Regions from separate parts of the Homo sapiens genome. Here region 1 is linked to region 2. A link is a contact called in ENCODE Hi-C or POLR2A ChIA-PET data. All regions are on one chromosome and are shown on one strand. Each heading gives the region's core, a stretch centred on a gene start or an enhancer-like site at or near the end of the contact. The rest is flanking DNA. Distances are from core to core; before and after follow the strand shown. Region 1 has its middle 55 kb from the start of LINC01845. Region 2 holds the start of IL12B-AS1 (IL12B antisense RNA 1).

Region 1 (6,296 bases), core at 2,924-5,423, 81 kb after region 2:
ATAAAAATGGACAATTTCCCCTGTATCCTTGTTCTTCATCCTGAAGTCCCCTGTGTATGCACATTAAATAAATTTGTATGCCTTTTCTCCAATTAACCTGCCTTTCGCGAGTTGGTATTTCAGCAAATCCTCAGAGGGCCAAGGGGAGCCCTCCCTTTCACCCGTACATGGGATAGTCCCAAGCATTCATGTACACCTGTAGTTTTGATATCTTACAAAACTTGAATTATAGCATACTTATTGTTTCGCACCTTGCTTTTAAAAAATCAACCATACCTTGAAAACATTCTTGCTTGTTAATAATAATGGGTCATCTCAACTTTTTAATGACTGTAGAAATGTCCATATTATGTACCTCATTTATTTAACCATTTCTCACTGATGGACATTCATACTATTTTGGGTTTTTTGGGGATATGATAAACAACGTCACAATGAAGATTCTTACACATTCCTTTACTTGACAAATATTCTAATAAGCAGCACTGTGTGCCAGACATGGTTCTATGCTTGGGGATATTAGGAAAATAAGATGGGTAACATTTGTGTGGAAAGTACATTCTTCTGAGGGAGTCAGATAACGAACTAGAAAACATCAAAAGCAAATAAATTGTTTTTAGCTAGTTATTAAGAAAATAAAATTGAGTAATTTGATAGATGGTGATAGAAGGGGTTACTTTACAAATGGTCATCTGGAAGGCCTCCACTTCAAGGTGGTGATATTTGAGCTGAGACCTGAATGAAGAGAAGGGGCCAGTTATGCAAAGTCCTAAGGAGAATGGATAGCAAACGCACAGGCTCTGGAGTGGGAGCAAGCTTGGTGTGTTGAGGGATAGAAATACACAGAGCATGGCAAATACAGCAAGTGGTGTGAAATGGGGTTGGAAAAGGTGGCGCAGGCCAGATCACTAGGACCAAGGAGTTTGAAATTTATTCCTAGTGCAGTATATCAGGTTGTATTTTTATCACTGGATAATCATAGAGTAAAACTAGCTTGATCTGATCCATGTAGAATGGAATATGAGCAAAAAATGTTTTGTATCTGGTTAGCTGCAGCATGGCAAGCCACAATTTCCCTCTAGGCTGTGTGGCACCCTGGAAAGAGAATGGGTGTCGGAGCCAGAGAGATCTGCTTTCAAATTCCAGCTCCATTGGTATACACCCCAAAGAATTGAAAGCAGGGTCTCGTATTGGTACACCATGTTCATAGCAGCACTGTTGACAAAATGGAATCCCCAAATGGAAGCAATCCAAGTGTTCATCGACAGAAGAATGATAAACAAATGTGGTATATAGGGTGAGCATGATAGCTTATGCCCATAATCCCAGCCGAGGCTGAGGCAGGTGAATCGCTTGAGCTCAGGAGTTTCAGACCAGCCTGGGCAACATGGTGAAACCTTGTCTCTACAAAAAACACAAAAATTAGCTGGGTGTGGTGATGCATACCTATAGTCCCAGCTACTTGGGAGGCTAGATGAGAGGATCACTTGAGCCAGGAGGTCGAGGCTGCAGTGAGCCAAGATGGTGCCATTGCACTCCAGCCTGGGTGAAAGAGTGAGACACTGTCTCAAAAAAAAAAAAAAAAAAGTGGTATATGCACAAAATGGAATATTATTCAGGCTTAAAAACAAGGGAAATTCTGACCTGCTACAACACGAACATGTTAAGTGAAATATGCCAGTCACTAAAAGACAAATACTGTATGATTTCACTTATATGAGGTAGCTAGAAAAGTCAAATTCATAGAGACTGAAAGTAGAACGGTGGTTAGAAGGGGCTGTGGGGAGGGAGGAATGAGTAGTTGTTGTTTAATGAGTGTAGACTTTCAGTTTTGCCAGATAAAAAGAGTTCTGGAGATTGGTTGCACAATAATGTGAATGTACTTAACATTACTTAAATGTATGCTTAAAGTGGCTAATGGTTAAGATGGTACATTTTGTGTTAAGCGTTTATGTTATGCGCAGCTAATTTTTGTACTTTTTATAGAGACGGGGTTTTACCATGTTGCCTAGGCTGGTCTTGAACTCCTGGACTCAAGCCTCCAAAAATGCTGGGATTACAGGTGTGAGCCACTGCGCCAGGCCCTGTTACTTGTTTTTAATTAAAAAATTCCAGCTCCATCACTTACTGATGGTGTGACTTGGTCAATTAATCCCTCTAGGCATGAGTTTTCTCATTTATAAAAGGAAGACAATATCTCATAGCTGTTCTGAAAACAGACTTCAGTGCTGTCTGCTTCCAATCTTACTTTGCATAATTTGGAATCTCAGGCTCCCCAGGCACACAGCTTAAAGAACCTTTCAGTGAATCCCAATTGAGTTGTCCTTGTACCTAGTACATAGTAGATGCTCAGTGAACATTTGTTGACTTGCTGGCTGACTGAATCCACTTATGTAGATATGATCTAAAAGGAAGCATATGTGTAGGGAGCTATGTGCCTAGTACATAGTAGGCATTCCATAAATGTTTATTGGACAGATGAATGTGTACACACCTGACCACAAACTGTGGCAAAACAACTTGCTTGCTCCAAAATGCACACATTTTTTCCCCCACGTTGTACCGTAATGGTTGCTTTAGAAAACAAACTGAAATCCCTACTGACTGAGTCTCATGTTAGCACTGTTGCTAGAAAAAAAAAAAAACACCCCAGATTTCCACAAGTATTGTAGTTTAAACAATGCAAAGTTATTCTCTTACAGTTCTGTGGGTCTGACATGGTCTCACTGGGCTAAAATCAAGGTGTCAGCAGGGGTATGTGCCTTCTGAAAGCTCTAGGGGAGGATCTCTTTCCTTGCGCATTCAGGTCGCTGGCAAAATTCATTTCCTCTGGTTGTAGGACTGAGATGTTGTTTCCTTGCTGGCTATCACTGAGGGACATTCCCAGCTTCTAGAGGCCACCCGAATTCCTTGACTCACGCCCAATTCTGCCATCTTCAAAGTCAGAAACTCTTCTTTCCTCTCACCTCTCTGACTCATTTTTAAGGAAACTGACCCCGTTTTTAAGGACTCGTGGTTGGATTAGGCTGTCCTGGGTAATGCGGGATAATCTCAGAGTACTTAACCTTAATCTCATTTGCACAGTCCCCTTTGCTATGTCGTAACATATTCAAAGATTCTGGGGATTAGGTCATGGATATATTTGGAGGGGTTATTATTCTACCTATTGCAGCATCCATTATCACTTTAGAATGGAATGGTTTCTCAGAACAGGCAGTTGTCTGTCTCCCAGCAAAGAGCTCCAGAAAACTAGGCCAATGAAAGGGAAATTTGGATGAAGGCAAGAGAGGTGAGGCACTGGCAGTAAATGTGATGGCAGGCCTGCAAGGGATGCTACAGAAAGAGGTTCCTGGTTTCATGGAATCCAGGTTATTAAAAGAAGAAATATTCACAAATGCCAGGAAAGTTAAATTTCATGTCTCTTACAATTTCCCTTCAGATCAGTTCTGCCAAAGATAAAGCGATCTTCACCTCTGTGAAAAACAGTAATTCCTTTCTCCATGATGTTCATGATTTGGTTGATGGGTTATTGGTTCATCGCTGCAATTATAATTGAAGGACATTGTCTTTGCTGGTTTGGTGAAGCTTCCAGATGTTATTAGAAGGGGTGTTCCTTTAAGCTCACCCAGCATTCTCTCACTTATAGCTGGGCATTAGCTATACAAGAGCTATTTGGTCTCTGAGAGCAAAGGTTCAGCCACTAAGGAAGGACCTGGTGTCCAACGTAGGCCTTTAGATTATTTCTGGAGCTTGTCTCCAGGGCCTAAGAGGTGACTCTGGCAGGACACCATCTGTTTCAACCCTATTTTTTTTCTTCTTTCTGCCTCGGCAATCCTCTTTTTTTCTTTTTCTTCCTTTGTCTCTTCTCTCCTTTCTAGTGTTCTGATGTTTTAGGATCAAAATAATGAAAAAGAATAGAAACCATTTCAACTCAGAAAATAATTCAAAGATGGGAAAAAGGTGTGTACCAAATTCATTGCTCTAATCATTTCTGTTCTGATAAAAGGAGTTTACAGCAAAGGAATAACTTTTCTGTGTCTCTGAGGCTTTGGAAAAACAAGGCATCAAGAAGCTTTGGGGTGTGGTGGGTGTGGTGGGGCAGCCTACTGCTTGTTGAGGTAATGCAAACTAAGGAGAAAGAGGTGTTAGCTTCCTCCGAGGCCAGGGCGTTTTAGGCTGCAGGTAAACCATGGATGTGGTTCTACAGATGTTGCCACAACAGGAAGACAAAATCTCACAGCTAACAGAGGTCACAGCTTTTGGAAACAGTGGTTGCGACACAGAGGAAACTCCCCCTCCCAGCCCTACCCCAAGCACATCCTTGCTTCTCTCAGTCACGCCAGTTACACCAACAGGGGCAGCTCTGGGGAGGACATTTGGAAAATAGTCAAGAGAGGGTGAAACCGCTGGCATGATGTCACCAACAAGAGGCTACCCCCTGGGGAAACCTAACAGGAAAAAGGTAGTTGAGCCAGGAAAAGCCACCAGACCCTTTCTCTTGGCTTGAGGCATCATATACATTTGAATAATAATCAAATTAACAATGTAATATGACTGTTTAGCAACAATGATGTGCTAATCATGGTTTTACATGGATTATCTTTAGTCATTAAATTCTCTACATCCTAGAGATGCGGAAATTGAGAATGAGAGAGGTTATGAGAGCTTTGAAAGGCCACAGAGCATGTGTTGTGGCTGAGATTCAAGCCCAGCTTTACTGATTTTAAAGCTTGTCTTCTCTTTCCCTCCCTTGCTTCCTTTTTTTTTTTTTCAATTTTCTTTCTTGCTTCATGTGCTTTTTTTTTAAAGAAATAAAATGTTACCCCCTCATCGATAATCCCTTTGTGTCTCTGCTGTCTGCCCTGTCCCACCCGCCTGCCATCCTTGCCAGCAGCAGCCTCTCAATTGAGGTTAGAGTTTCTCTCCCACCCTTCATTATGCATGTTCATGGCTATAAACAATCAGTATGCATGTTTTAAAAATTTACGTATATGAGAAAGAGCTTAAAGTATTAATTTACGGAGAAAAAAATACAAATGGCTATTAACCATCAGAAAAGATTCATTAAAAAAAGAGTAATAAAAATTCAAACCACATTGAAGCTGGGTGCAGTGGTGCATTCCTGTAGCCCTAGCTACTTAGGAGGCTGAGGTGGGAGGGCGGCTTGAACCCAGGAGTTAGAGGCCAGCCTGGGTAACACAGTGAGACTCCGTCTCTAAAAAAAAAAAAAAAAAAAAAAATTCACTAAAAAAACCCCCTTCACATTGAGATAGCATTTCAAAAATCTGCCAAATCGGTCCATACCCAAGATTTGATAACAGTGTATAGAAGCGGCTGAGGGAAAGACGCACTTAAACTTTGATTGTGGTGAGTAAACTGGTATAATCTCTGTAGAGGGCAATTTGACAACATATAACAAAAATGCAAATGCACAAATCTAGGTGTGGTGGCTCATGCCTATAGTCCTGGTACTTTTGGGAGGCTGAGGTGGGAGGATTGATTGAATCCAGGAGTTTGAGCCTGCAATGACCTATGATTGATCCACTGCACTCCAGCCTCGGCAACAGAGTGAGAAACTGCCTCAAAAAAAAAAAAAAAAAAGCAAATGGCAAATGCACAAAATTATAAAAGAAATCCCATTTCTTATAATTTATCTATAGATAAGTATATGTTTACACATGTTCAAAACTGCATGTGTTCAAGGTTATTCATTGCAGTATTGCTTGTAATAAAAAGACCAGAAATAGTTCACATATTCATTAACAGGGAGTGATTAAATAAGTATGGTGCATCGTTGTAACGGAATCATATGCAGTTGTAAATGAGAATGAAGGCACTCTCTGTACTAATATGGAAAGTTTTCAAATACATGTGAAGTGGAAAAAAAAGCAAGATGCAGAAGAATATATATAGCATGCTGTATTTTGTGCTAATGAAGGGGAAAATAAGCCTATGTATTAATTTTTTTTTGCATATGCATAAAGAAACTGAAAGTTTACATGCAAAACCTAATAGCAGTTTTGCATGTGGGATGTGGAAAGAGGGGCGGTATGAGGTATGGGAGAAGATTTTTAAATATATTTCTTAATTTTTTTTGAGATAGCCCATGTGGATGGACTATGTTACCTATTCCAAAAATTAAATTAAAAAGTTAAAGTGGTTTTATGCTGTACAAGTGATTCTGTAACCTTTTCCAATCAGGTTTATTTTATTTATTTATTTATTTTGAGACAGATTCTCGCTCTGTCGCCCAGGCTGCAGTGCAGTGGTGCCATCTCGGCTCACTGCAAGCTCCG
Region 2 (5,560 bases), core at 893-3,392:
TACTGTGGTAAGGAGTTAGTGACATAATTCACGTGAAGTGTCATGGTGCCTAGATGAAGTCAGGACCCACTATTTGCTCCCCTCCTTCCACAGCATTTACTACAATGGCAACAATACAGTCTCTTCTTTACTGTTTGTCTTCTCTGCCACACTGAGTGAACTCTCTTATGCCATGGATCATGTCTATCTTGTTTTGCACTTTACCCCCAGAGTCCAGCACAGAGGGATTCCATGACTTATTAGTAGCATGAAGGAATGTACGGAAATCATACAATTTCAGATTCCAGTAAACTAAACTCTAAGAGGTTACCCACATTCCATCTAGTATCTTGCAATTCCTTGTTTGAAAAAGTGGGTCATCACCTGGGGTTTAGTAATCCCTTTGTTAAAATGACATTGTTGTTGCACACAATTTTACCTGGGCAAGTAAAAAAACCTTTTTTTCCCCCTTCTCACAGATTTAAAAACTCTTTAGGAAGCAATAATAGCTTTTCATTTTTTAACTGGGGCCAAAGTTAGTTAATCCACAAGAATGGGGATCCCAGCTGTCATTTTGGTTGATATCACAACTGACGACCAAGACCATCACAAATATGGGAGCAAGTCTGATTTGTAACATTATTATAATTATGAATCCAATTACTTTAAGGAATGCACGAAAGGCTTTTTAAAAATTTCAATAGTAAGGCAGGCACCACTCACTTTAGCTCTATACAATCCTTTAACTGATGGGCATTAACATTTAGGAATATACTTTTATACATCAATACACACCACTTCAAAATAAGATAAAACAAACATTTCCACAAACTATGCATACACACAGATCTTGCTATACAGTTATTATTAGGTGGCTTTTAAAATGGACACTGTACATCGGTCCCTAGAGTACTAAGTTTTCACTAATGTTCCAGCAGATGACTCACCAGGGATGCTTCCAGGAATCCACCAACTCCCTCCTGCCAGCTGCTGGGGTAGCACACTAACGGTTTCTACACCTGGACAGCTGCAGGCCCACAGGGAGGGGAGGGAGGTAGGGGCTTGGGAAGTGCTTACCTTGCTCTGGGCAGGACGGAGAGTCCAATGGCCCTGAAACAGATGTTGTTTCTTCTGCTGCTGTTGCTGGTACTGGAACTTATATACTCTACTCCTTTCTGATGGAAACTTAAACTAGAAACTGACTTGTTGCAACATTGAAAACAACTCTCAAAACCTTCTGGGGGAATTTCAAGAAGTTCCTTTTTTGTTTGTCTCTCTCTGTGTGTGTATCAATAACGAGGAGGGAACATAGACATCAAAATCCCAGGTAATGAACTAAGAGGAAATGACTTTTGGGTGGGGAATAAGGAAGGAGATGGAGATGCTAATTTCTCTGGGTTTACATCATGGCCAAGGTGCTTGGAGACAGCACTAGGCAGATTCCCTGGGTTCCACAGATCGAGGAAGAAGGAAGGCCAAGGGGCGGTCAGACGGGAGGCTGAGTTCATGTCGGGATGGAACAACTGTATGCCCAAGGGCTTAAAAACAAAATCCTGGTTCTTCCCAAGTCAGAGAGGATGAGATGAAGGGCAAAGGGTTTAGTACATCTGGGGCGCCTTCCTCCACATTAGTCCTTTAATTTCAGAAACATACTATTTACCACCCATCTTGGCTCCATGCACCTCTCCCCACATTCCCCGAGTGGGAACACACGCGTGCACACACACACCCATGCACATTTCATACAGACACAGACCTGGGGAGATGATAAAACTGCGTGTACCACTAATAAGACTCAAATATGTGCACATCCTGTGCTCATAGGTACTCGCTCATAGGGGCGGATGGGAGCAGAAAGTGAAATACCCTCAGGGAGGCATACAGACAACCACACTCAAGGCACCCCCCCTTGGGCACCCAGACTACATCCTCATTTCATTTGCACACAAATCTATGGCCCTAGGGGCTCCGTGCAGATGCACAGGAATAGCGGAATAAAGATATCTCTCGTGGTGGAATTTCAAGTTGCTAAGAGGTATGCAAAGGTGTACACCGGTGTGGACCCCCCCATCCCCCGCCCAGTCTGCACGTGAACAGGAACATGTACCTGCACGTATACCAGGTACACGCAGACAGATGCGGGCCATCCCCAGAGCCGCCGACAGAGGTCGCTGCGAGACGGTACCCGCGCCCCACAGTCCACCCGCTCCTCGGAGTCCCCCCGCGCCCCGGAGTCCACCCGCGCCCCGGAGTCCACCCGCGCAGGTCCACTTCTCCATCCCTGCTCTCGACCTCCGCCCCTGCGGTGGGGGAAGTTCCTGGGGCGGTGGCTGGGACCAGGCCGGGTTTTAGGCGGGCGCAGATTTCCGGGCTAACTTTCCTCGCCGTCTCAGCGCGGGAAGGGGGAAATGGGAAACCCGGGCCAGAGCAGCGGAGCTTCCCAGCCGCACACTTCCTCCCTCCAGCCGTTTGTCTCGGCAGGGGAGGGCCCAGGCAGCCAAGCCGGCAGGCCCACTGGTTATCCGACCTTGTGCTCTGGCCGTGGGTGGAGACCTTACATCCAGCTCAGAGCGCCTCCTCCCATCCCCTGTGTCCTCTAGGCCTCCCCAGACTTTGCCTTTTAGCCTTCCAGTGAAACAAGTTCTGTATCCAAGATATACAATTAAGTGGACAAAGCAGATTGCAGGTATGTTTTTTCGTATGATACCATTTGTGGGGTGTGTGTGCGTATGTGTGTAAGTGCACCTGCACTTTTCACAACTGGTATCTCTGAGGCATATGTAACAACTGGGGGAGGGGCTTTTTGTAAACATGTATTAATTTCCTCCGATCCATCACTAAAGTGTACTGAACAGAAATTGACGTGAAGTAGTTTCACTAATTTATTTACAGTGGCTGCACCACCACAGATGAGTCCTTGTGCCCCCCCATAAATAAATACATGCATAAAATAAGACAAGTAAGGTTCAAAATGACACAAATATTTTATTCATGTGTTCGTAAAAGCACCTTGAAAATTAAAAAAAAAAAACTGTAACGTAAAGTCTCAGTAAAAATCCAGCGCCAGTTATGCAAAAGAAGCTTCGAAGTATGCCCTCATCCTCCCTTTTCCGCTCAGATTGCAGCCCGAGGGCTAGTCCTATATGAAAGGGCCCCCAGTGTTCACCTCCACCAGGGACAAGTAATAGGGTTTTAAGAGCATGGGCTCTGGAGTTAGAGAGCTGGATACCCGCACCTGCAAGTTACTTACCTTCGTTAAGCCTCAGTTCCTCACATCTGTAAAATCGGGTTAATAATAGTACCTGATCTCAGGACTGGTGTGAAGATTAATGAGATATGATGGGATGCAGTTAAAGCAGCATCCTGGCTAAACGTTTAATGAATGGCTGCTTGCACTTATTTATTTTTTTATCCTGTCGTGTCCCAGAAAGTCTTTTCGTAGCTCACAAGGGGACATCAAAGATGACAAAGAGGAGTGGAAGAAGACAGAGAGAATCAATGTGAGGAGCCTGGAACAGGGCTCTGAATTGTCTTCCCACAGTGAAATCACTTGTCTATTGCTGAGCCAAGAATTTGACTCTGAGCATCTAGGATGAGAAAGAAGAACTGGCACCTACGCCATCTCTGCCCCTCGGGACTGACTATTTTGGTAAGTTCAGTTCACCCATGGAGGAAGTGGTTCTCGTACTTTATCTGCATGTAACAACAAAATTCAGGTTCTTGGGGCTGATGCTTGGAGATTGTGATTCAGATCTGGGATGGGGCTCAGGAACCTGCATTTTAACAATGGAGGTTCTAATGTGGTCATTGGCAGGTTGTTCTAATGTGGGGGCCACATTAGAGCCTCTCTCGGAGACAGGCTGTACATGGCCAGCCAGCATTCTGGTAATATGAGCCAAATGCCCATTGACCTAATTTTGGAGAAGAGGTTTATCAACATGTCCCACTTCACAATCCAGACCCTGATCCCAGGCAAAATAAACTGATACCTATAAGCTTTCTATTGCTTACCCTATGGGCGAGGAAGGTCTGCTGACAAACAGAGGGCGTGCTGAGCTGCAAGGTTAATGTGTCTGATGATTAAGCTGTGACATGGAGGCAACCCCCTAAAAACCAAAAATAACTTAAAGAATTTTTTTGGCCACAAAAACTTATTTTCTCCTAGAAGAATGCTTTGATCATCTAGTACACATTTCAAATAAAGGAGAAGCCATGTGTACTTATAAAAATTAAAATCTTAGAAAATTACATAAGCAATACATGCATGCATGCTATTGTAAAAACTTCAAACAATACAAATATACATAGAATACAATGTTGAGGCCCTGATTCCTGTGGCTTCCAGAGGTTACCAGTGCCAGCATTCCTGCAGAGCTTCTGAATGCTTCTCTATGTATTTATATCTATCTGGCTATATAAATGGAATCATACTATACATATTGTTCTGCAAGTTGCTCTTTTCTTGCAACAGTCTATTTTGTATTCAGTCACTTGCAGTGACTTGCTAGAGGTCACTTGAACAGATTTCACGTCTGCATCAATTAGGTTGCCCTGGGCTTAGTTTTCTAAGGAGCTCTGCAGTTCCAGGCATCAATCCACTAAGGACTGATAACACCTGGGATAAGAAAAGACTATCTTGTCCTGTTGATGTCTCTTAGGAGCAAATAATTTGCCCTACAAGCTCCATAGCCTTTTCATGAAGTCTCACTTATCACCTGTATACCACTCCCTGACAAGGAGAATGGGCTTATTACAAGGAAAGTGATAGACAAGGCAGGTTTGCCCTACTAGATGGAAAGTGGTAGGCCATTGAGAGTCATGAAACCACCCTCACAGGGTTGACAAGAATTGCATGCTGGGTTCTGGACAGGAATATAGTTATAATTAAGCATTGATTAGGTTGCACGTTGGCCCACTTCCTTGTTGCTCAAAGTCACGTAGCACTAGATCCTGACCATTTGCATCTGCATTATTCCTGTAGATAGGATTTCTGACATTAGGGTCATAAGATTGTGTAGGAATTGATTTGTATCCCTATTGTTCCTTTAGATGGGATCTCTGACATTACAATCAGAACGCTTTTGTTTAAGAATCACTTAAGTTGTTTTTCAGGTCCCCAATTCTACCATATTTCAGTTTGAAAACCCCCACAAAGAAAGGGGATCAGGTTGAAAATACAGCTTCACCCTGTCCCATGACTTCACCATGCACTCTTCAACCAGTCAACCATCTCCAACACATCAGCCCACTCCCAAACTCTTAAAAACCCTAGCCCCAAATGCCACAAGGAGATAGATTTAAGGTTTCTTCCTGTCTCCTCATTTGGTGACCCTACGATTAAACCTCTTTCTCTGCTGCAACCTGGCCTCTCGGCGTATTGACTTGCTGTGTGCAATGGGCAATGAACCTATTATGGATACAGTCACATGTGTCTGTTACATGAGTCCAAGTGATTTGTGCGGCCAGTGAAGTGCAGAAATAGGGCAATTGTGTGGATAATGAAAACTAAGGCTTCTTCCCCCAAATGGTCAGTTGCTTTTGAAGGGATACTTCTAGCCTAGGAGTATGGGAAGTAGCTTCT

Evidence for each region. Hi-C counts contacts between places; a loop is a spot of excess contacts on that map. ChIA-PET counts read pairs that join two places held with the same protein, here RNA polymerase II (POLR2A). Pooled maps may share reads with other maps.
Region 1: a map of B cell shows a loop between it and region 2 (5-fold over the local background). The contact joins the enhancer-like site here to the promoter of IL12B-AS1 in region 2. A Hi-C loop is called at or near these places in 14 of 168 maps with a recorded cell type or tissue (B cell, CD14-positive monocyte, CD4-positive, alpha-beta T cell and 8 more), 34 of 37 single-sample maps with no recorded cell type and 18 of 50 pooled maps. POLR2A ChIA-PET finds 5 or more read pairs at or near these places in 15 of 52 experiments (B cell, CD4-positive, alpha-beta T cell, CD4-positive, alpha-beta memory T cell and 11 more).

The regions. Positions count from the first base shown.
Region 1 is chr5:159,408,223-159,414,518 of GRCh38, forward strand. No RefSeq gene overlaps it. Among named protein-coding and RNA genes, the nearest start is that of LINC01845, 55 kb to the right of the region's middle. Within about 2 kb of position 4,174, at least 2 of the 41 ENCODE cell types and tissues checked have a DNase peak (open chromatin) inside an H3K27ac peak, as active enhancers do; they include B cell and CD8-positive, alpha-beta T cell, where a contact is called at or near this core.
Region 2 is chr5:159,329,376-159,334,935 of GRCh38, forward strand. It overlaps IL12B-AS1 (IL12B antisense RNA 1), which reads left to right and starts at 2,143. Exons shown (of 5, transcript NR_037889.1): 1 at 2,143-2,665; 2 at 3,407-3,628. IL12B (interleukin 12B) reads right to left here and starts at 1,112. Exons shown (of 8, transcript NM_002187.3): 1 at 1,057-1,112.